3 separate regions of the Homo sapiens genome follow, and all the other regions are linked to region 1. Evidence: chromatin loops called from intact Hi-C (ENCODE). Cell type or tissue: heart left ventricle. All regions are shown on one strand.

Region 1 (8,000 bases):
ATGTAATGTGACATTCAAAATATATATAGAACTAAAATGTAGACAATAATAACACAAAAAGTAGGGGAATGAGTTAAAATGTACCAAGCTTGTGGCACTGTCCAGAATTTACAAAAGTACTACTTTATATTAGATTCTAAAAAGTTAAGTAATCTATGGCAATCTCTAAAATAATAGTAACAGAATGTAAAACTGACAAGCTAATGGGGGAGATGGAATAATGAAAAATAGCTTATTAATTCAAAAGAATGCAAGAAAAGGGAACATAAAACAGGTCTAGGAAAAATAGAAAACAAATAGTAAAGATGGTAGATGTAAAACCAAACTTATCAACCAAAGAACTAAATACTCCAATTAAATGTAAATGAATTAAATACTTCATTTAAAAGACAAAACTTTTTTTTTTTTGAGATGGAGCCTTGCTCTGTCACCCAGGCTAGAGTGCAGTGGCATGATCTTGGCTCACTTCAACCTCCACCTCCCAGGTTCAAGTGATTCTCCTGCTTCAGCCTCCCAAGTAGCTGGGATTACAGGTGCACGCCATCATGGCTGGCTAATTTTTGTATTTTTTTCAGTGGAGATGGGGTTTTGCCATGTTGGCCAGGCTAGTCTCAAACTCCTGACCTCAGGTGATCCACCCGCCTCGGCCTCCCAAAGTGCTGGGATTACAAGCATGAGCTACTGCACCCGGCCAAAGCTTTTAAGACTGGATTTTTAAATGCTATGCTGTTTACAAGGGTCCTTAAATATTAAGCTGAACCACATTAATGTGCCGATAGTCAACCATATTTGACTTATAAAAATAGCAGTTTCTTATAGTTCAACCTAAGATGAGGGCATAGTGAAGCTGAAAGTAAACGGATAGAAAAATATACCCTGTGAACTGTAACCAAGAGAAAGTAGAGTTTAAGGCAAGAAGCATTTCTAAGCATTTAAGAGAGACATTTCATAATGATAAAAGTGCTAGTCCATCAGGAAGATACAACTTTTCCAAATTTTTATGTATTTAACGCCATAGCTTCAAATTACACGGAGCAAAAATTAACAGGAGAAATAAACAAAAATCACTATTTTAAGGGGAGACTATAATATACCTCTTTCAGTAACTGATGGAACAAGCAACAACAAAAAAATCTGTAAGGATATAGATCTGAACAATGTAACTAGGAAAATTCACCTAATTGCATACACAGAAGCTATGCTGTCCCTAACATCCATAGAAAACGCATTCAAGTGTACATGGAACATTTATCAACATTGATCACATGCTAGCCCATAAAGCAGATTTCAACACATTTCAAATGGCAGAAATGATTCAAAGTTTGTTTTTTGACCACAGTGGACTAAATCTAGGAATCGATAATGAAAGAATAACAAGAAAATTACTAGATGATTGAAAATAAAGCATCATGCTTCATATAATACATAGATTTAAAAAATCACAACAGAAATGAGAAAATAGTTTGGATTGAATGCTATGATAAATATTATATATCAAAACTTATGGAACTAAAGCTGTGCTTAGTGGAAAATGTATGACTTTAAATACTTATATTAGAAAAAGTGAAAGGCTGAAATCAATTTATCTAATATTTATCTCAAGATACAGCTAAAGCTATGCTTGCTATGCTTAGAGAGCTATGTATAGCCTGAACTTCATGTATTAGAAAAGAAGAAACGCTGAAAGCCACTTATGTAAGTATCTATCCTAAGACATTAGAAAAAGAATGGCAAGCTATACAAATAGCAAAGAAAATAGTCAGAAGGAAATAATAGAAATAAGAGCAGATATTAATGAAATAGAGTATAAACAACAAAGGAAAATCATCAAAATCAAAAGTTGGTTGTTGGAAAGACTAATGAAATTGATAAACCTCTAGAAAAACTAAGCAACGAACAAAGAGGGAGAGCAAAAAATCATCAATATGAGTAATGAAAAGATAAATATTAATGAATTTATACAGGTTATATAGCAGAATGGTATGAGTGCACCTTCTAAAATCAGACTGCCTAGAGCTTTGGGGTTTAAAATAGAATTAATAGTATAGAATTACCTATGATAATATAGAATTAACCTATCTGACAGTTTTGGTAAATTCTTGATCATTATCTTTTCAGATATGACTTTTGCCCTATTTCCTCTTTTTCATTTTTCTGGGACTTCAGCCAACCACACATGCTTATACATGTGTGCTTGTGTGCATTTGTACGCTTTCTGAAGGTCTTCTCCTTAGCCCTTGTCTGTCCTGGCCACATTTTCTGCAGGCTACTGGGCTTGGGTTTCCCCAGAGATGCCCACAGGATGTGTTTGCCCTGGGGTGTGGAGCAGCTGCAGCTGAACAGTTTTGCCACCCGCAAGGGCTCCTGTGCACATGTGCAGGACTGAGCATCTGGGTCAGGGGCTCCTGAGTGTGAGGCAGTCCTGGGCCGTGCATACTCTGCTTTGCTCCTGTATGTACAGGTTCGGGCCTGGAACAAGGCAACTGGGGCACGTTATCTGAAATCACTGTCTAGAGAGCAGAGACCCGGTCCAGGCTCCTCCTCATAAACTAGAGGTCTTCCAGGGTGCTGAACCAGGGGTCTGGAGTCCTTGGGCCTGAGGGACCAAGAGCAGATGACTTGCTCTGGGTCTTGCTCATCAGTGTTTATGGCTGTCAAGAAAAGGACCCTCTTTCCTTCAGCAGCCCCCCACCCCCTCTCCATCAGAAAGGAGCAAGGGAGGGCATCACAGGGTTCCCAGGAAGCCCCTGGGGACCCTAGGGTAGAGATCAGCCCGAAGCCTGTTTCTCCAGTCACAGCCAAAGCTATGCCCAGAAGGCCCCAAGTCTGGCAGCAAGGGTGCAGTGCTGCTGACTGGACTCACCTTGGAAGGCAGAAACGGGATGCTGCTTCCCAGGGAGCAAGGGGGAAAAGAGCCAAAGGGAGGAGGAGAGAAGAGAGTAGGGAGAAGGTAGAAGGGCTGAAAATGGAAATGGGCAGGGAACAGAAAATGGGGTGGGAGTGGGCAAGACAGAAGGCAGGGAATGAGGACAGGGGAGGGAAGAAGAAAGGAGAGGGAAGCAGGAAAGGAAGAGCTCGGTCCTCATCGCTGCCACCCACGCCTTTCATGTGCTGCCTCAAGACGATTTGCATTTTACCAGGGATGGTGCCTGGAATCCTACAGCATAAAGCACTCATGATGGTATTTCAGGCACAGGGCTCTCAGATGCAGGAGCCTGCCCTCAATCCACATCTTGGAGGCCTTGGAAAGCTTTCCTGCCTAGGCTTAGGATTCGCTCCAGGAAGCCAGAGCCTATCCACTGGCAGCTGAGAGCTAGAAATGGGAGAAGCTTTTCTTGTGTGTTTTCAAAAGGCTTTGCTCTTTCAAAACAACTTTTCAACGAGGACCTTGAAAACCAGAATTACTCTCAAAGGATAAAACTACCTTCCCCCAGCCCTGTGTTCCAGATTGCAAAAACTTCTCTTGCCCTGGGATTTTGGGCTCAGACCCTTCCCTGGCCTTATGAGGGTACATGCAGTTTGAGGAATATCCTTTCACAGTCAGGACAACCAGATTAATAATAAATCACCATCAGGCATGTATGGTTTGGCTCGGAGGCCGTTCTGGGAATGGGGATTCAAGGCAAAAGAATCTGGCCTAATGGTTTTTCCAATGGTCCCAGTCCTGTGTTTTCACAATTCTGGCCTTCAGAGACCCCCATTTGCTCCTCACCTCTCCAGGCCTTTAGCGACCATCCTCCTCTCCCTGGGCCCTCAGACTCTAGGACTTAAGCTGGTCTGTGGCCTGAGAGACTGGATGGAGGAGGCTGTCCCTTTTGTCTGGAGGAGGAGCAGTAAGCACTGCCCAGCTGCAGAACACAGCACTCCAGCCGGGCCACCAGGCGGCAAGGCGAAGGTGGATTTCCAAGTGGAAGGCAGTGAGAACTGTTGGAATCCACCTCCAGAGTCACGGAATTTTTTTTTAAATGTCCTTTTCAAACACATACTTTGAAAAAATATTTAAAGGCAGGGGAAATTAATTAGGGCCCTTTGTGCTGGAATCGCCTTCCACAGCATTCCTTCAGCAAGAGAAGTAAAAATAGAACCTGTGAGAGTTTGAAAATGCACTGCTCACAAAGATCATATTTAAGAGGCCAGCTAGGCATGACTATTCAAATAGGAAGAATGGAGCTAATTATTTCCATCACTGCAGGGGGGAAACAGTGGCCGTCTTCTTGGGGTCGTCGGAAACAGCCTGAAAACTGGAAAAACCCGCAGGAGGCTGGGAGGAGAAGCCTTTCCAAGGGACAGACCCTGCTTGTGCCCCTTAGAATAATCATCACTTTTGTCCTAACTTTGTTACTGATAAAGAGTGAGGAAATCAGGAAAAATGAGTGGAGAAAAGGAAAGCATTTGGAGGATATCAAAAGTCCCTCCTATTTATGCAACAACTTGACTTTTTTTTTTTTTTTTTACACATTTTCCCATTCATTTGCTCCTCAACTAACCCCAGGAAGTAGGCTTGGTAGGCATTTTCATTTTCCACAAAAGAGAATGCTTGATGAGCCCAAAGTTACACAAAGATGTCACTGGCAGGCTAGGTAAGGCCCAGAAGTCAGGTGGTCTGACTCCTACCTGGCAAAGTTTCAGTGTGACATGGTGCCGTGAGTGTGGGCTTCAGAGTCAGGAAAGTCTGAGATGAGGTCTGGGATCAGCCACTTACTGGCAAGTCACTCCCGCTCTCAGCCTTGGTTTCCACATCTGTAATATTTTTCCTGGGACCTTAGGACCTAAATAGGTTCCCTTTTAAGGGCTGTCATGAAGATGAAGTGAAATGATTTGTCTAAATAACTCAGCACAGTGCATGGCCAATAAAAAGCACTCAGTCAGCTGTTGTTACCATTGTTATCATTGTGCTGTGTGATGAGAACAACAGGAGAACATTCTGGAGAAGGGAAGGATAAAGCAGCCATCAGAAACACTCCACTCAGAGGCATCCAGTGTCACAGCACAAGTCCTAAAGCAGGAGTCATGCGACCTTGGGTAAATCATACAGTCTTTAAGACTCCATATTCTCATCTGTAAAATGGGCATCGTGATATCTTCTATGACTGGGGCAAGGCCATGTGTTCCCCATACCATTTCTGCTTCCTGGGTTCACAGTAGAAATGACATTTTCCAACTCCCTTGTAAGATCAAGAGCCCTGCAATGATCACCTTTTGTAGTCATTGTCATCATCATCAACATCATCACCATCCCCCACTCTGTAATAGCACTTTACAGTTTTCACAGTAAATTTCAACATTTTATCCCATTTCATTCTTACAGAAATTCTGATTCCTATTTTATAAACAAGAAAACTAAGTTTGAAGAGAGCAAATGACTTTGCCCACTCTATGGAGGGAGAAGCAGGACTCGAACACAGAACCCTTGCCTCCACATAGCAGTGCCCCTGGGTAGCACCCTGGGGCACCTTCAGACTTGCCCTAAACAGACACATTTTCCTCCGTGGCCTCTCCTCCCTTCCTAGGTTAGCCCCCCGGCCAGCCTCTAGGGAGGTAGGTGGGAGCAGGGGATGTCTAGCTCTGGATGAGCTGGGCAGGGCTGACTCCCAGCAGGGCTACCTTGCTGTGTTGGAAGCAGAGTGATAGGCAGCCCCAGAGCTCTAAGTAGAGCCCGTATGAGAGGCAGTGCCAAGGTTTGCCATGGCCTGGGGTGCTAAGACGGATCTGTCCAGAGCACATACTGTAAAGACACCCAGAACAAAAGCCATTTGACCAAAGGGATCAGGCATGGGGCTCCTTGCACAGTGTAGTGTAGTGAGAGCTGCTCATCTTGGCTATGGAATGACCTCAACCCTGGCCACAAACAGACCCCTAAAACCAGGCACAAACCAGCTCCAAACCTCAGTCACAGGCTGACCACAAACCCAGTTATAGTTACCCCTCCTAGAGACTGACTCCAAGCATGAACCATACTTGAATATTGACCCCAATCCTCAAAGGCTACAGCTCAGTGCCGTGAACTAACCACTCCCTGACCACAGACTGACATCTAACCCTGGCCCCAGATTGGCTTATTGTACCCTGGCCAGATTGACCCTAGAACAGCAGCTCTCAAGCATGTGCCATTGGTCATATAAGACAGAGGGGACAGGTGGGTCAGCCCAGCACATCTTCTCTCAGAACACTTAGACCCCCAGAGGGTTGGGGAGGGAGACCCAGGGTCATCTCTGTATATGCATATATAACCAGAATTGTGCAATTTGGCATTTCATTTCTGTTTGATAATACTTGGTACCTTCCTTATATTACCATATTTCAATTGTAAGAAGCACAATTGAACATTTCTGTAATGAGGGTGTGTTTATAATCAATGAAGCCTTGTGAGTTGCTGTTGGCCTGGTAGTTGCTGTGATGTTGTTGTACATGTAGGAATCTGTCCATGGCTTTTCATGTCATTGGTGCTTCAGCTCTGCAGTTTTTCATGGTTGGCACCATAGGTATTCAGCTCAATTACTGTTTAAAGTATCTTTTAAAAACAACAACAACATGGCTTTTTAATTGACAGTCACTCAGCCATTTCTAAGTAGGTGTAGTACTACCTTTCAGAACTCACATTGGCAAGTATAAAAAGATGACTTAAAGCGAAGTGAGGACAAAATCACATTCTGCATACTAACCTATTTCTTTTTTTCTCCCTTTAAGGTGCTAAACTTGCACCTCATGTCCACTCAGTAACAAGTATTGGGATGTAGAGCACAGCCTCACTCAGCTCTGAAAGGTAATACAATCTGTGAGGGTGTGAGCCAGTGGCCTTTGCAATTGTGGATCTTGAGCTCTGCTCTCAGCAGATTTCAGATGTAACCATTTGTTAACTGTACTGAAGGCGTGTCCTTAAGAGGAAAGTGTTCAAATTAAAAAACTGCTGCCAGAAAAAAATATATATATTATCTGACCTTTAAACAAAAAGGTACTATGCTCAGAGAAAGACATGGTAAGAGGGCAGCAGATGGCAGTTTGATTTTAATGGAAGAAGTTGGAAGAATGATAATAATTTTCCCATTTTTCTTCACAGTAACAACTGAATGTTTTATAAGACCCAAGAAACATTATAAGGAGAGTATAAGAAAAGTATAGATGATTTCACTTATTACCCTAGTTACAACCCTTCATAAAATATGAGTAAATTATTTTTAAAATAGCAAATCATGACTAAGAAGGGTTTATTTCAGGAATTTAAGAATGGTCCAATATCAGAAAATCTATCTGTGTATTTCACCACATTAATAAACTAAGGGAGAAAAATCACATGATATCTAAACAGATACAAAAAAAATATTTTAAAAGTTCAACATCGCTTTATGATAAAAACTCTCAGATACTAAAAATAGACAAGAACTTCTTTAACTTGAGTATGGCTCTCTACTAAAATCCTACAGTAAATATACCTAAGAAAATGTTTAAAATTTTAGATACATTCTTCTTATGTTTAGGTACAAGACAGGAATGACTATTATTATTCAGTGTAGTACTAGAGGGCCTGGCCAATGCAATAAAATAAGAAAAAGAAATGAGGATTGTAATATAACTGTCGTAATGGAGGAGCTAAAACTATCAACTGTGGATAATATCATGATCTACAAATAAAAACTAACAATCCCACACAACTTATAGAGCTATGATAAATAGTTCTTCAAGAGAGCTGGTTAGAAGATCAACCTAGGTAATTCATTAGCACTTCTCTAAAATAGCAGTAAATTAGAAAAGTAGAAAATAAACTTCTAGTCAAAATAGCAGCAAATTTACAAGTCATCTAGAAAAGTGTAAAATTAACAAGACATTTGTGGATCAAATTGTAAAACTTTATAACAAAGATAAATACTAACTGGAGGCAAAAGGTAAATCTAAAAAACTTATAGAAGACATACTAAGAATAGTAAGACAATCCAAGAATATCTGCGACTGCGGGAATGCTTTTGTTTGCAAGGCCCCAAGGGTATAAACTTTAAAAGAGAAAA
Region 2 (8,000 bases), 210 kb after region 1:
AACTAAGACCTCCAGGGCAATGGTAAATAGATATGATGATGACAGAATAATCAGGATTACCTTAATCATGATTACTTAAAGGAATTTATTTTTATTTTGATTGTTAAATATGATCATTGCCCTAGGCTTCACACATGAGGGGATTTCAAAATCATTAGGCGTCCACCTTCCAGTCCTGATTTGGCTCCTTCTAACTTCTTTTGGTTTGCTAATCTTAAAAAAAATCTTTAAAGGGCAACCATTATTCCTCAGCTAATAATGTAAACAAAACTGCATTAGGCCGTGCACGGTGGCTCATGCCTGTAATCCCAGCACTTTGGGAGGCCGAGGCAGGTGGATCGTGAAGTCAGGAGCTTGAGGTCAGGAGCTCGAGACCAGCCTGGCCAGCATAGTGAAACCTCATCTCTACTAAACATACAAAAATCAGCCGGGTGTGGTGGTGGGCGTCTGTAGTCCCAGCGACTCGGGCTGGGCAAGAGAATCTCTTGAACCTGGGAGGCAGACGTTGCAATGAGCCAAGTTGGCGCCACTGTACTCCAGCCTGGGCAACAGAGCAAGACTCTGTCTCAAAAAAAAAAAAAAAAAAAAAAGGACTGTATTGACATGGTTACATTCCCAGGACTCTTAGTCATTTAAGAATGGACTACATGGTTGGTATCATTGCTTACAAAAGTGTCTTGAACTTGATGGGCTTATGTTGAGAAGTAAAATTTAATTTTTAATTTTTACCTTTTAATTCCATTTTTCCACAAACTTTTTGAAGTCCCTTTGAGAGGAGCGAGCAGGAGCATTGTCATGGTGGAGAAGGAGTCTCTGGTGACATTTTCCCAGCCATTTTTCTGCTAAAGCTTTGATTAACTTTCTCACAACACTGTCATAATAACCAGATGTTCTCATTCTTTGGCCCTCCAGAAAGTCAACAAGCAAAATGTTCTGAGCATTCCGAAAAACTGTTACCATAACCTTTGCTCTTGACTGATCTGTGTTTGCTTTGACTGGACCACATCCACCTCTTGGTAGCCATTGCTTTTTTTGTGCTTTGTCTTCAGGATGGTACTGGCAAAGCCATCTTTTATCCGTTATAATTATTTGAAGAAATGCTTCAGGATCTTGATGTCACTTGTTTAAAATTTCCATTGAAAGTTCTGCTCTTTTCTGCAGCTGATCTGGGTGCAACAGATTGGGCACCCGTCAAGCGGAAATTTTGCTCAACTTTAATTTTTCAATCAGAATGATGTAAACTAAGCCAACTGAGCTGTCTATAGTGTTGGCTAATGGTTCTGCTGTTAATTGTCAGGCTTCTTCAGTGAGGGCCTGAACAAGATTTTTTTTTTCCTCACAAATTGATATGAATGATCTGCTGCTGCAAGCTCCATCTTCAGTGTCCTCTAATCCCTTTTCTTTTCTTTTCTTTTCTTTCTTTTCTTTTCTTTTCTTTTGAGACAGAGTCTGGCTCGGTCACCCAGCTGGAGTGCAGTGGCACGATCTCGGCTCACTGCGACCTCCGCCTCCCGGGTTCAAGTGATTCTCCTGCCTCAGCCTCCCAAGTAGTTGGGACTACAGGCGCGTGCCACCACGGCTGGCTAATTTTTTGTATTTTTTTAATAGAGACGGGGTTTCACTGTGTTAGCCAGGATGGTCTCGATCTCCTGACCTTGTGATCCGCCTGCCTTGGCCTCCCAAAGTGCTGAGATTACAGGCGTGAGCCACCATGCCCAGCCCTCTAGTCCTTCTTAAAACAAGTTATCCATTTGCAAACTGCTGATTTCTTTGTGATATCATCCCCATCAACTTTTTATAAAGCATCAGTGATTTCACTGTTCTTTCACTCAAGTTTCACCATAAATTTGATGTTTGTTTTTGCTTCAATTTTAGCAGAATTCATGTTGCTCAGATAGGGGCTCTTTTCAAACTGATGTCTTATCTTTCTTAGTGCCTCAAACTAGATCCTGTTCACATAGGTTACAACAAGTTAATACGAGTTTATTTTGGGGCAAAAAAAGTTTTGGAATCCATGCATAATTTTTCCATAATACACATTTTCCATGAACTTTATGAAGACCCCTTTTATCTGATTCAGGAAGTTCCCTGGGAGTTTTTATCATGAACAGAAGTTGGACTTCCTAAAATACTTTTTCTGCATCTGTTGCAGCGATCATAGAATTTTTTATCTTAATGTGTTTATATGGTGATAGGAAACATTTATAGATTCCCTAATGTTGAACAAAAGTTCTGTCCCTGGAATATATCCAGGCCGGTCACAATGTACAGCTTCAAGTGGAGCATCAGATATACCATCCTTCATTTGTCCTTCAGTCATCCCCTGGCAGACGCAATGCACATGTCCCCCACTCCCAACTTTCTCTTTGTCCCCTGTCCTCTGCCCCTGCCCCCAGGAGCAGAGCCCCAGTCGTTCAAGCAGTGTTGCTGCCCCCTGCTCCCCTAGCCCAGCAGCTCAGCCCTGAGACCCATCTTCTCTTTCAGAATCACAGCAACTCTGATGTCGTCTCCATCAACTGCAATATACGGCTGGTCCCCAACCAGGAAATCAATTTCCATCTACTGGGGAACCTGTGGTTGAGGTCCCTAAAAGCAGTAAGTAGAGCCCCTGGGCTGGGCTGGAAGGAAGAAGGGAAAGGGGGCGGCTGTTGGGATGTCTTCCACCTGGGGCTGCCTGGGGAGGGGACGGGAAGAAAAGCTTCCAAGCCAGCTTCTGACGAGCCCTCTGATTGCACAGCTCAAGTACAAATCCATGAAAATCATGGTCAACGCAGCCTTGCAGAGGCAGTTCCACAGCCCCTTCATCTTCCGTGAGGAGGATCCCAGCCGCCAGGTGAGCCCCTGGGAGCCCTGCAGAACTGGGCTTAGGCCGGACAGCTTGGGAAAGGGTTGGCCGTGCTCCTCTATAGAGTTTTCCTACAACCCCTGGCTGCATGTCCCAGCAGGAGAGAATCAGGCAGACCTGTGGGCTGTTAGGGCAGCCGCTGAAAAGAGGGAAAAAAGCAAGACAAAGCCTCAGGGGCAACACTAGGGAAGGTCCAGAGGTCTGGTGTGAACTGAATTTGTGAAGACCAAAGGATGGGAGATGCCTCGGTATCAGCCTCTGTTAGTTGCGTAAAAGCAGATTGTTACAGATTACACTGGCTTCATCCAGGGTCCAGGAAAGGAGTGAGACTCTGTGAGACCCAACGAGAAGTGAGGTCTTAAAGAAAAGCCCATTCCTGGAAGAAGTGGCAAAGGAAGAAAAAAGAAAAGAAATAAATTTGTAAAAGAAAGCAAGCAAGCAAAGCCCAGTCCTGTGGAAATAGACAGGGCAGCCGGGCGTGGGACGCTGCTGCCCTCCACTGGCCACACCCCAGAAATGCCAGCTTGGGCTCCAGGCAAACATTCCTATTACAGAGGCGGAGTAAGCTCCCAACACCACCCCAGGGAGATGCTGGAGAGCAAAGAGGCGGGGTCAGGAAGCATCCCTTATAAAACAATCCAACAAAAACCAATCACAGCCAGGGCAGGGGGATGCCAGGCAGAGGGGTATCAGGATCCACCTAAGGAGCTTTTTTGTTTGTTCATTCATTTGGCATTTGTTGGGTGTGTCTCCTACGGCTTGGGCCCCAAAGGGGAAACAGAGATAAATTAGGCAGACAGGGAAACAGTGACAATAAATGGGTGAGTGCAGTCTGGGGGTGAGCACAGGCCCGGAGGGGAGCGATTCCGAGCGAGGGACATCCCCGGAAAGCTTTCTGGAGACTGTTTGAACCGAATCTTGAAAGATGCTGCAATGTTCCCAGCATCCAAGAGAGGGAGGTGTGGTACAGGCACCCCCGCTCCCCCACACATACCCTGCTCACACACACAGAGAGAGAGAGAGAGAACCCTTCTTCTCACATTGATGCTTGTCTTTTAGGTGACTTTTCCTTCTTCCACCCCCACTCAACCCCCCAAAAAATTCCTCTATACTCTCTGGATGCCTCACTCCCTTTTTTTTTTTTTTGAGACGGAGTCTTGCTCTGTCACCCAGGCTAGAGTGCGTTGGCAGGATCTCGGCTCACTGCCAGCTCCACCTCCCAGGTTCATGCCATTCTCCTGCCTCAGCCTCCCGGGTAGCAGGTATTACAGGCGCCCGCCACTACGCCTGGCTAATTTTTTTTTTTTTTTTTTAGTAGAGACAGGGTTTCACTGTGTTAGCCAGGATGGTCTCGATCTCCTGACCTCATGATCTGCCCGCCTCGGCTTCCCAAAGTGCTGGGATTACAGGCATGAGCCACCGTGCCCGGCCATGCCTCATTTCTCTTTTAGAAATCCAGCAACCCCAAAATTAAGCCCCTGTATGCTGGGCTGTGTGCTAGGTGCTGGCGCTGGGGAGGCAGAGCCAGGTGCCCGCCTTGAGGGACAGAAAGAGCACACATAAGGGCCCTGCCATTTGCTGGCCCCCAGCTGTGTGCTGAACATGGTGACAGACCTCTCAACACTGTGAGGCACTGTCCCCACCCCCATCTCTCAGGTATGCACACCGAGGCATGTGAGATGAGGCAGGAGGGACAGTGACTTGCCTCAAGTTGAACAGTGAGTCAGTGGCCAAAGGAGGGCTCTGTCTGCTGTTGCAGGTGGTCCATTCACTCCACATGGCTCTGTCTGCTGTTGCAGGTGGTCCATTCACTCCACGTGTTAGCTGAGCTCCTGCTACATTCCCGGCACGGCTCCAGGTTCTGAGGATAGAGCAGGGACAAAACAGACAAAGCCCCCACTCTCCTACAGCTGACATTCCAGGCAGGCAATAAACATAAATATAAACGTTATCAACTGGTGATAAGGGCTACCCAGAAAAAGGCACACATCTAAGGGTGGAGTGCCAGGGGGTGCTGTTTTATACAGGGGAGTTGGGAAAAGCCTCTCCAATAAAGTGACATCAGACAGAGACCATGAGGAAGACAGGAGTGTCTCGTGGCTGCGTGAGGGAAACCCTTGCAGGCAGAGGGAATAGCAATGCCTACAGCAGGCACGCCATGGCATGCATGCTGGAGGCCAGGTGGCTGAAAGCTGGAGTAAAGCAAGAGGGAGCAGGAGGTGAGGTCAGCAAGACAGGTGGGACCCGAGAGGGGAGGGCCTTGCAGGCCAGGGCCAGGACTGCACTTTTTACTTTGAGCTTGAGCAGAGCAGAGCAGAGCATAAGCCTGCCTTCCTCGTTAGAAGGATCCCTCTAGTTGCTATGCTAAGAACAAACTGCAGAGGGGAGGCAGTCGGGCAGCGCTGTAGTCTCCAGAGGAGATGTGAGGGCACTCAGGCCCAGGAGGTGGGAGTGGTGGCCACATTCCAGGTGTTTCCAAGGTAGAATGGACAGACTTTGCTGCTGGGCTCCGTGTGGGTGTGAGAGTTAGGGTCAGTGATGGATACATGGCTTCTGGCCTGAGCAGCGCGGAGGGATAGTGCTGCCATTTGCTTAGGTGAGAAAGAGCTGGAAAGAGCAGGCTTCGGGGGCTGGGGTGTTAAGAGCTTGGTTAGGGGCCTGTTACAGTTGCCAGGCAGGCCAGGAGACAGTCGGTGTGAGCCTGGAATTCAGCGGAGAATCCAGGCGGACGACAGAAATGTGAGAGCAGTCGGCGTGTAGACGGTGATAGCCACAGGACTGAGGGAGCTGGCCTGGGCTTACTTTCTGACCTTCACGCCCTGGCCACTTTTGCCTTTGGGACACCTTCCTCCATAGGAAAAAAGTATTTAAAATTATGGTTTATAACCATGTTGATACAAAGATTAAAAAATGTTATCCAAGCTGGATTCTATTCCATTTTTTCCTCTAATTTTAAAAGAAATGTAAACATTTTCATGGGCTCCTAAAAGTGTTATGGGCCTTGGCACCATGACTACTGTGACTCGTGGGAAAGTCAGCCCTGAGTTCACCCAGGAAGTGACTCTAGAAAAAGAAGAGGTGCAAGGACTGAACCGTGGGAGACACTGACCTTTAGAAGTGCGGGAGGCGATGCGGAGGCAGCAAAGGGAGAAGGAGTAGCCCATGTGGTGGGAGGAGGATCCAGGGAGTGGCGGGGGCCTGAGGCCAAAGGCAGCAAGTGTCTCAAGGAGGCAGGATCACTTGGGCCACTGAACCCAGTGTCGGCTGTTCAGGCAGTGGTCGTCCTGAGGCCTTGGCTGGCCTGTCCACCCATCCCTCTGGTATCCCCCTGAGGAAGAGGATGCAGCTCCCCCACCAGGTGCCAGCTGTCTCCACCCTCCTGCCCCTCCCAGACTGCCACCCCAGCCCCAGAAGAGTAATGCTGTTGGCCCGGCCCCCCTCCCCTTGCAGATCGTGTTTGAGATCTCCAAGCAAGAGGACTGGCAGGTCCCCATCTGGATCATTGTAGGCAGCACCCTGGGGGGCCTCCTACTGCTGGCCCTGCTGGTCCTGGCACTGTGGAAGGTGAGGGCCCTGGCAGGGGAGGGAAGGAGCAGCATCCTGGCTGGTGGGCCCAGGCTCCAGCCCCTGGAACTTCGTGGCCGCTGCCACGTTCTCCTCTCCAGGGGAGCTGGCACCCCACCCCTCGCCATAGCAGACACACTGGTTAGGGCCAACAGACGGCACTCAGACTATGGCTCTAACCTGTTTGTGGATGCCTTTGAGAACCTGATGAAAACTAAGGTTCCTATTATTAGAGAAAAAAAAAAAAAGCAAGTACAAACAACTGCACAAAATTTCTCCCACAATGTCAAGCTGTTAACAAACCTCCCGAAGTCCATCTCTGTCTCTGAAGCTCTGGTTACAAACCCCTGGTCTCAGCCTCCTCCTGTTACAGATGAAGGAGGCCCAGAGAGGGATGTTGGCTGGGGCTGGTCACACAGCAAGATGGGCACTAGTATGACTTCTTGCATGCAGCCCATGGTCTCATCCACTGTGTTCCAGTCCACAGAGGCAGTTCTGGAGGAGGGGGTGCTCAGAATGAGCTGGGGGTACTCAAGGAAGCCCTGAGGGAGGAATCCCAAGGAAAGGTAGTGGAGGGAAAGCTGGGGCAGGCCTTGCCCACCCTGTCCTCCTCTGAGACGTCTCCCTTTGCCTCCTCACAGCTCGGCTTCTTTAGAAGTGCCAGGCGCAGGAGGGAGCCTGGTCTGGACCCCACCCCCAAAGTGCTGGAGTGAGGCTCCAGAGGAGACTTTGAGTTGATGGGGGCCAGGACACCAGTCCAGGTAGTGTTGAGACCCAGGCCTGTGGCCCCACCGAGCTGGAGCGGAGAGGAAGCCAGCTGGCTTTGCACTTGACCTCATCTCCCGAGCAATGGCGCCTGCTCCCTCCAGAATGGAACTCAAGCTGGTTTTAAGTGGAACTGCCCTACTGGGAGACTGGGACACCTTTAACACAGACCCCTAGGGATTTAAAGGGACACCCCTACACACACCCAGGCCCATGCCAAGGCCTCCCTCAGGCTCTGTGGAGGGCATTTGCTGCCCCAGCTACTAAGGTGCTAGGAATTCGTAATCATCCCCATCCTCCAGAGAAACCCAGGGAGGAAGACTGTAAATACGAACCCAATCTGCACACTCCAGGCCTCTAGTTCCAGAAGGATCCAAGACAAAACAGATCTGAATTCTGCCCTTTTCTCTCACCCATCCCACCCCTCCATTGGCTCCCAAGTCACACCCACTCCCTTCCCCATAGATAGGCCCCTGGGGCTCCCGAAGAATGAACCCAAGAGCAAGGGCTTGATGGTGACAGCTGCAAGCCAGGGATGAAGAAAGACTCTGAGATGTGGAGACTGATGGCCAGGCAAGTGGGACCAGGATACTGGACGCTGTCCTGAGATGAGAGGTAGCCGGGCTCTGCACCCACGTGCATTCACATTGACCGCAACTCACACATTCCCCCACCAGCTGCAGCCCCTTGCTCTCAGCTGCCAACCCTCCCGGGTCACTTTTGTTCCCAGGTACCTCATGGGAAGCATGTGGATGACACAATCCCTGGGGCTGTGCATTCCCACGTCTTCTTGCTGCAGCCTGCCCCTAGACATGGACGCACCGGC
Region 3 (8,000 bases), 200 kb after region 1:
TATGTAACATATTTTCCAATAATTTATGCTCAACTTTGATCCAACTATGAGATGATTTAGATAGAAAACATATATACCATGACATAGATAATAAAGAGAAATAGCACATTCAAAACTTGTAGAAGGATAATGGAGCACATATTCTAACCAGCTAGGCTAAAATAAGGATTATCTCTACATTAGTGCTGAGCTTCCTAGCAGCCAAGGCCAAAAGGGAAACATGATGTGCGGAGTGGTGATGCGTGAGTGGTGAGGTCAAATAAGAGCTCTGGGTTCAGCGGAGGGTATGATCTCTATGGTGGGGACACCAAGGGCCTTTGAAATAGGAAGTGGTCTTGAAGGGTGAGCTCTTTCCAGCCCTGCCATCCATTTCCACTCTCCTCCCAGTGGCTATTCCCATGAGCAGAGGCCAGTCAAGTGCCCAGACCCACCTTTTTGCCCCAACCCTGGGGCTCCTCTCTACCCCTGCTTTCCTCATTCCATCTGCCCAGTCTCTGGTGGTCTCTTGTTCTCAGGGAGTACTGCCAGAGGGTGCTGAGGAAGCCTGCGCAGGACTGCTCCGCATACACGCTGTCCTTCGACACCACAGTCTTCATCATAGAGAGCACACGCCAGCGAGTGGCGGTGGAGGCCACACTGGAGAACAGGGGCGAGAACGCCTACAGCACGGTCCTAAATATCTCGCAGTCAGCAAACCTGCAGTTTGCCAGCTTGATCCAGAAGGTAAGACCTCAGCGACCTGCCCAGACTGCCTCTGCCTGGCACAGAGGAAAAGGAAGGCCAGGTGGGCTCCTGGCTACATGTTGGAATCACAAGAAAGCTGGATGCAGTGGCTCATGCCTGTAATCCTAGCACTTTGGGAGGCTGAGGTGGGAGGATCACTTGAGCCCAGGAGTTTGAGGCCAGCCTGGGCAACATAGTGAGACCCCATCTCTACAAAAATATATAAAGTAATTAAATAAAAAAAAAAATCACAGGAGAGCTTTAAAAAGCCTGCCCCCAGACTCCTCCTCTGGAGATCCTAACTGATTTGCTCTGGGGTTGGGCCTGGCATCGGGAGGCTTTTAAAGCTCCCTCAGTGACTTCAGTGTGCAGCCAGGGCTGAGAACCACCGGCACTAGGGGAGTCTGAGCCCTTTGGGAACACAGGGAGGAATACCCTTCAGCCCGACTCCTGGGCCCTGGTTAGGGGCACACACACCACGCATGTGCCACCAGCCATCCACACGTTCTACCAACAGTGCACCCTGCAGGCTTGCTCGGAAGGTCCTTCTGACAAGAATCAGAACCGGTTCTTCCCCAGGTTAAAACTTCTGATCACTCCCAGCTGCTGTCAGAACAAACTCCAGGCTCCTCATTGTGGCATTCAAGGCCCATCTCACCCACCTCCTGCCACTTCTCCTCTAACTGTGCCACGGGCCACCTTGTTCCCAGCACGCCCTGCTGGTTCCCACCATGGCCCCCACCTGGGACTCCTCTCTCCTCTGCCCAACAGGCTCCTGCTCCCACTTGGTGACCATCCACATATTGCCTACTCACGGCGTCCAGCGCTGTGCTAGCACTTGGCATGCATTTAACCCTTGCAGCAACCTCAGACATAGCAGTAGTGGTGGTAGTGGTGGTGGTGGTGTCCCCATTTTACAGAGGAGGAAACTGAGGCATAGGGAGGGGTTAAGGCCTGCCCAGGACCACACAGCTGGTGAGCCGCAGAGCGGAATTCCCACCCCACAGCTGGCGCCTGAGCCTGCGCTATGTGACAAAGCATAGTCCTCAGCCCTGCTCTCTGGGGTATCTTTCCCAAAGCTCTCCAAGGCCACAGGCGGCCCTCCAGCCCGCATAGCATCTGGTACAGCCCTTCATGTGCTCTGAAGAAACATCAGTCTCCAAGTGCTGGCCTCTTGAAACCCTTGACTCCCAGGTGGCAAGAGCCCTGTCTTAGCCATGTCTGTGTCCAGAGCTGGGCACATAGAAGGCCCTCAAGACAAGTTTGTTGAGTAAACTCAGACATCAATGTCATGTGTGGGTGTTGCGGGGGTCCTAGGGCCCTCAGACACAGCCTCTGTCCTCGAGGATCTCAGTGTCAATGTGGAACCCAGTGTGCCAGGCAAGACAGGTGCCAGGCCAGTCTGTCCTCTCCACCCCAGAACCACTGCCCAGCACCCCTCCCCAAGTGCCCCCCCCTTGCTTGCCACACACACAGGAGCAGTTCCTATAGCCAGGAGGGGAAGCTGAGTGGAGGGAGGCCACCCCAGGAAAGCGAGGAGCTGCCTACTCGGGTACCCCCTTCCTCCTCAGTGGGCTCCCCCATCCTCAAACAGACCTCAAGGCCTATCTGCAGCCACAGTTCCTTCTGTCAGGCCCAGGCCTGGGCCCCAATCCCACTCCCTCTCCACTGCCCAGAGTGACAGCCCAGGCTGATGATGAAGAGCCCACCTGATGGTCTCTCGAAGTCCCCTCCTGTCCAGGGACTTGTGTCTGTCTGGATTTCAGGTATACGGAGGGAATCAAGCCCCACACCAGCATCCGCCTTCCCCTGCTTCCCTGGCCCAGACTTCACAAGGCCAGTCTCATGCTTGCTCCTAATCCTGGGGAGGGAATCATGGAGATAGTTTCTGTGGCTCAGAAGAGCTTTTGGAAATGAGTGGAGGTAAAGAGAAGTGGGAGACATGTTCTGTGAAGTGCTGTGTCCCCACACATAGCAGGTGGGGTGCAGAGTTAGCCTGGAGCCTACCTCCTTCACAGGTGCCACCACCCATCCCCAACCCAGGAAACGCTCATGGCTGTGAGGTCAGCATTCCTCTCCTCTCTCTCCCCAACATCCAGCCAAGGGGAACTCTAGTAGAGAAAGCACCCCTCTCAGCCAAATGCAGATGTGTTAGTCTGATCACACACTTTTTGCACACACATGCAAAAACACAGCAGCCTACATATTTGTCCTGGGAAATGCACATGCTCTGTGTACATGCAGCAGGTACATGCACACACATGCACTGACACGCAGACACACACAGAGTCTCCACAGACACATGCTCACATCCACACGGGTGCATGCATGCCCAGAGACATACACAGCCATGTGCCCAGGTAATGCCCAACAGTGCAGAGAACACAGCAGGGACAAATAATCATCATAACTGTAGCTGCCACATACGAGTGATGACAATAGGCAGGGCATGGGATAGGCGCTGCATTTATGTGCATCGCGTCATGTAATCCTCATAACAACTAGATGAGGTAGTTACTGTCATCCCCATTTAACAGGTGAGCAAAATGAGACGCATACATGAGCCCCCGCCATCCTCCCCACCGCCTCTGAGTGTGTCCCGCCCCGTGTCATGCCAAGTACCAGGAACCAAGACACACCCTGGCCTCTGGGGCCTCTGGGGTCTCAGACATCAGAAGGGCTGTGGTCCAGGCTTTCATATGGGTATCAGGGGCTGAGGCGGCCCCTGCAGAGTGGGGTGCAGGCTGGGGGTGAGGGAGCCTCGAGACCTGGTCCCAGGCCCCACCTAACTGCTGCCATGATGTCTGCCACCCACCTCCAGGAGGACTCAGACGGTAGCATTGAGTGTGTGAACGAGGAGAGGAGGCTCCAGAAGCAAGTCTGCAACGTCAGCTATCCCTTCTTCCGGGCCAAGGCCAAGGTTGAGACTGGGGACAATGTGGGGGAGGGTCAGGGTGGGCACTGGGAGGCACAGGTAGTTTGGGGAGGGCGGCAAGAGCAACAAGAGTGAACACAGAAGACCAGGGAGGGATGGGAGGCCTGAGGTGGCTTTTATTTGTCTTTTCTCCCACAAAATTACATTCAAGTGACCAAATGAGCCAGCCATCCCCATGCTAGCAGCCCATCCTTTAACTCAGAGAGAATTCCTACCACTCCCAGCCACTAGTCTGCCACCTGCCCTTAGCCAGTCCCACTGTTCTGCAGCCTCACAAGTTTTTCAAATTTCTGGCCTCTGCCACTGTGCTGTGTATGAGGAGGGATGGGGAGAGAAACTACCATTTCGTGAGTACCTACCACCCAACTGTGCTTAAAAGCTCATGTGAATAGAGGGTGGGTATGTGAAGGGAGAAGCAAAGTAGCTGGGAAAGGGAGGGAGACGCCAGATTGCAGGGAGTGTTTGGACATCAGCCCTGGGCAGCAGGCAGCCATAGAAGGTTCTGGAGTAGGAGACCTAATTGAGGCCAAGCTGCGTGGACTTGGGAATCAGAGAGGAGCTGTGGCAGGAGCCAGTAGGCGGCAGCAGTGCTCCCAGGAGCAGGGTCTGCACAGCTGGGGAAAGAGAAAGAAATGGGAGTGGGGATGAGGGCTCCTTAGCAAAGCACCTCCCTGGTGAGATATAAGTCAAAGGTGTGGTTTCTGGGTTGAGGCACCGACAAACCCAGGAGCTCTGGAGTGGGGATGGAGCAGGACATAGCCCAGGCTTCCCCACCCACGCCCAGCCACTCCTGCAGAGAAGGGGCCGCTGAGGTCTCCTGGGAAACCTCGTGAGGGTGAGACCAGGGAGCGCATCAGGGGTCTGTGCAAAGCCTCAGTAATGCCCCCAGGTGGGGCAGGGAGGAGGCGAGGAGGGTCGCATGTTTCCCCACCGCGGGGCGAAGGGCAAGGGGAGTATCAGGGCCCAGGTCAGCAGTGTGGCAGAAGCGCTGCCAGACAAGGGGCGGATGCCTTGTTGGCCTGCTGGGTGGCCACTGGCCCTCATCCCTCTCTGGGCCATCTCCTCCCTGCCACACACAAAGAAGAGGTGGACAAGGCAGTCCTACCAAACGTTTCTGGCCCCCACATCCTGTGGTGCATGGCGATGGCCATCGGCCCTTCCTGCCATCAAGGACCCCTACCCTAAAAACCCTGCAGACAGAGTCTGGAGCTGGACTTGCTGCTTTCTGGTTGCCTTTTGCTAAAAACAAAAGAAGAGGAAGAGGGAGGGGGGCTGGCTCAGCCCCGAGAAACCCCATTGTGGGAGCTGTTGTCTTTGGCTGTGTCCCCACAGCAGCCCTGAAGCTCAGCTCATGTTCTGTAGCACCTGGTCCTCCCTTTCCCAGCCTGTTCCCAGCCAGCAGCTCCCCAACCCCCAGCAAGCTCCCTCTCCCCAAGCCAGCAGGGGGCTGTGGGGAGTGGGCTGTGGGGAGTGGGCGGGGCTGGTCCCAGCAATGCCCAGACATGCGACTGCTTCCTTGCAGGTGGCTTTCCGTCTTGATTTTGAGTTCAGCAAATCCATCTTCCTACACCACCTGGAGATCGAGCTCGCTGCAGGCAGGTCAGGGCCGTGCCTGCTCCTTCTCCCCAAAGCTTGCTATTCCGGGGCCCAGCTCTCTGGCTGCTAGCAACTGCTCCTCCCGACACTGAGTCCGCTGCCCCACGCCCTGTCCCCCACTGCCCCAACCTTGAGTGGAGGCAGTGGGGTGGGGAGGTGGGCCGGCATCCGTTGCAGGTGTGGGCCAACCTGCTGCCCCCTGTGTTGCCACCACTCTTCATTCTTTGGATGATAAATAATAATGTCAGCCCTTTACTTTTAGACAGCCCTGTATACAGCAGTAATTCACAAACCCTATGGTTATAAAGCATTGTACAGGCAAAAATCTCAGTCCTCACAGAGGCCCCTTAAGATCATCAAAGCAGGGGTTATTCCACACACCATCTTCCAAGTTAAGAAAAGAGAGGCTCAGAGAGGGTGAGTGAATTTCCCAGGGACACACAGCAGTAAATTGTGCAGCTGGAAGCTGAACACTACTCGTCCTATTCCCCATCCAGGGCTCTTCCTGTCCTAGTCACCTCTCTCCCCTTTTTCTATTTTTAAGAGGCCTTTTCTTACTCTATGTGGGTCTTCCTGTCTATCTGTCTGTCTGTCTCCCAGGCCTCTCAGAGGTAGCTTGCTATGTGTTGACCCCATGAATCACTTTGTGTCAGTAGTAAATACACTTCTCTTTTTTGCAGAATTACCTCTGTGTGGGGAAGGACAGAGGGATTGTGTCCACTCTGGAGCCTTATAAATGGCAAAAATCCTTAGCTAAGAAATAAATACCCCAGGCAAACCGAACACTAACATTCCAGCACACACACGTGCAGGTCAGAGGTCACATAAGCGCTGGGGACTCATACCCGACACGTGCTCGCGTCCCAGCTACAGTTAAATGAATTGTGCATCCTGGTAGAATTCTCACACACCACGTGGCAAACTTGGCAAGGCCTCCCTTGCTCTCTGCCCTGCTCTAAGAAAGCCCAGTCCCGTCTTCACAGGAGAAATGAGCGCGCTTGCAGAGCAGTGTCTCTGGCACAGCTGTGGGGGGTGTCTGAGAATTAGGTGTGTGTAGGAGGGGGCTCTGGAGGCACATCTGTGTGTGTTGGGTCTCCCTTTTCTAACCAAACCCCTATCCTGGGGTAAGGCTTCCAAAGGGAATCAAACTCAGTCTATATAACAAGCAAGAACTGTACATTTTTATGTCTAAAATGATTTGCCCCGGTAGTTCATGGTGCTCAGATATAAAGGGAGGCACACTGGACAGAACCCCCCCGGAAGATGTCTCTGAATTTCACTCCCAGCCTTCTTGTGGCAGCAGAGTGCCCCTGGCCGCCCTGTAGGAGCTGCCCCCGGTCAGTCCAGGGATAAATGAATGACTCTACTGTGAATTCCTCACCATCCCTCCTCCGTGGGCACAGCCTTTGCCACAGGTGTCATCTCCCACAGCCCCTGAGTCCAGCAGGCAGCAGGATTGGCCCGCCTGACAGACGGGGCATCTGGGTGAGGGAGGCAAACAGGCTGGGGTCCAGTCCGTGCCAGGCCAGGCACAGGCCTCCCAGGTCCAGCCCAGAGCCCTCCCCTGACTCCACCTAAAGGGGCAGCAGGTAGAGCTAGTGTCATCCATCCCTGCTTCTGGCCCTTCCTCTCCTAGGAGATGCCTCAGGTTCCCTGTCTGGCCTGTCTGGTGCCCATCAGCCCCAGATAAGCCAGTGTGCTCCTTCCACAGTCTGCCTCAGACCCTTCCCGCTGCCTGTGCTGGCTGAGCCCCTTCCTGACCTTGCCGCCTGGCTCTCCTTGCAGTGACAGTAATGAGCGGGACAGCACCAAGGAAGACAACGTGGCCCCCTTACGCTTCCACCTCAAATACGAGGCTGACGTCCTCTTCACCAGGTGGGCCGGGCTCCGGGGGCCCCAGGAGAGGGAAGGCATGGGGAATGGGAGGAGGGAGGCCTAAGGGGGGGCATCCTCTGATGGGCCCTAATAGGGCCAGACCCCAGCACTAAGGGACTATGGATGGAGCCAAGAGTGTCCCTGGTGGGTCAGAGAGTGCAGCACCCCCATCCAATGTGGGGAGGGGATATCAAATTAGAGGAAGGAGGAGACACAGGCCCGGCCCTGGGGAGCTCCCAGCAGGGGCAAGAAGGGAGGGTGGGGGCAGTGGGAGGCGTCCACCCCTGGCATAGGCAACAAGTGGATGCATGGTCTGTAGAGAATTTAAAAACAGAAATAATATCTATCGTAAGTCAATCTGCTTTTTGTTATCATATTATGCCAGCACATCTAAACAATGTCAGTGGGAAAAGACTCTTCCCCAAAGGACAGACTGCTCCCACCCCCACCCCCTTGGCATGCTACTGGCCCCCAATCTGATGGAGGAAACAGCCCCTGTCCTCTGAGAGCTCATGGGCAGATGGAGAAGTCAGGGCAGAACAGCAGATGCGGAGAGGAAGCTCAGGCCCTCCCACGCCAGCCATCCCTAGAGGGTGGAAGGGAGCACAGTGGCATGGTCACTCCGAAAAGTAGCTACACTCCTAGGCAGAGACGCTGGGGCAGGGATGAGATAACTGGCTCTTCTGACTCACGCCCACCCACTCAGGAGGCAGACATTGCTCACCCATGGCAGCGCTGATTCCTGCAAAGGCTCAGAATCCTTCCAACATGACACTCACTCCCAGCCGACACAAGCGGGAACCTGTTTTTCGTGGCCCGGGGGAGGCCGGCACATGCCCTCTCCCTCTTTCATTCATCTGTCCATCCAGCC

The links. Hi-C counts contacts between places; a loop is a spot of excess contacts. Peaks named below come from ENCODE experiments on the same cell type or tissue, not always from the same donor. Only the 100,000 strongest peaks of a DNase experiment are listed, where the experiment ranks them.
Region 2: a loop joins it to region 1, with 2.7 times the contacts of the local background. A loop is called at or near these places in 5 of 110 quality-filtered maps.
Region 3: a loop joins it to region 1, with 2.3 times the contacts of the local background. A loop is called at or near these places in 5 of 110 quality-filtered maps.

What each region holds. Positions count from the first base shown.
Region 1 is chr15:68,513,457-68,521,456 of GRCh38, reverse strand. It overlaps a transcript of CORO2B not described here. Among named protein-coding and RNA genes, the nearest start is that of CORO2B, 62 kb to the left of the region's middle. RefSeq lists enhancers at 1,872-2,371, 2,372-2,873. In heart left ventricle, a CTCF peak has its summit at 3,897 (motif pointing right); a DNase peak (open chromatin) is centred at 3,856; H3K27ac peaks cover 1,753 bases.
Region 2 is chr15:68,302,181-68,310,180 of GRCh38, reverse strand. It overlaps ITGA11 (integrin subunit alpha 11), which reads left to right. Exons shown (of 30, transcript NM_001004439.2): 27 at 2,485-2,595; 28 at 2,738-2,833; 29 at 6,296-6,409; 30 at 7,051-8,000. The coding sequence ends at 7,122. Among named protein-coding and RNA genes, the nearest start is that of FEM1B, 28 kb to the right of the region's middle. RefSeq lists a silencer at 3,299-3,388. In heart left ventricle, a CTCF peak has its summit at 3,342 (motif pointing left); a DNase peak (open chromatin) is centred at 3,360.
Region 3 is chr15:68,312,908-68,320,907 of GRCh38, reverse strand. It overlaps ITGA11 (integrin subunit alpha 11), which reads left to right. Exons shown (of 30, transcript NM_001004439.2): 20 at 516-723; 21 at 3,545-3,643; 22 at 5,181-5,257; 23 at 7,040-7,129. Among named protein-coding and RNA genes, the nearest start is that of FEM1B, 39 kb to the right of the region's middle. RefSeq lists enhancers at 3,031-3,531, 4,978-5,844. In heart left ventricle, a CTCF peak has its summit at 4,227 (motif pointing right); a DNase peak (open chromatin) is centred at 4,607.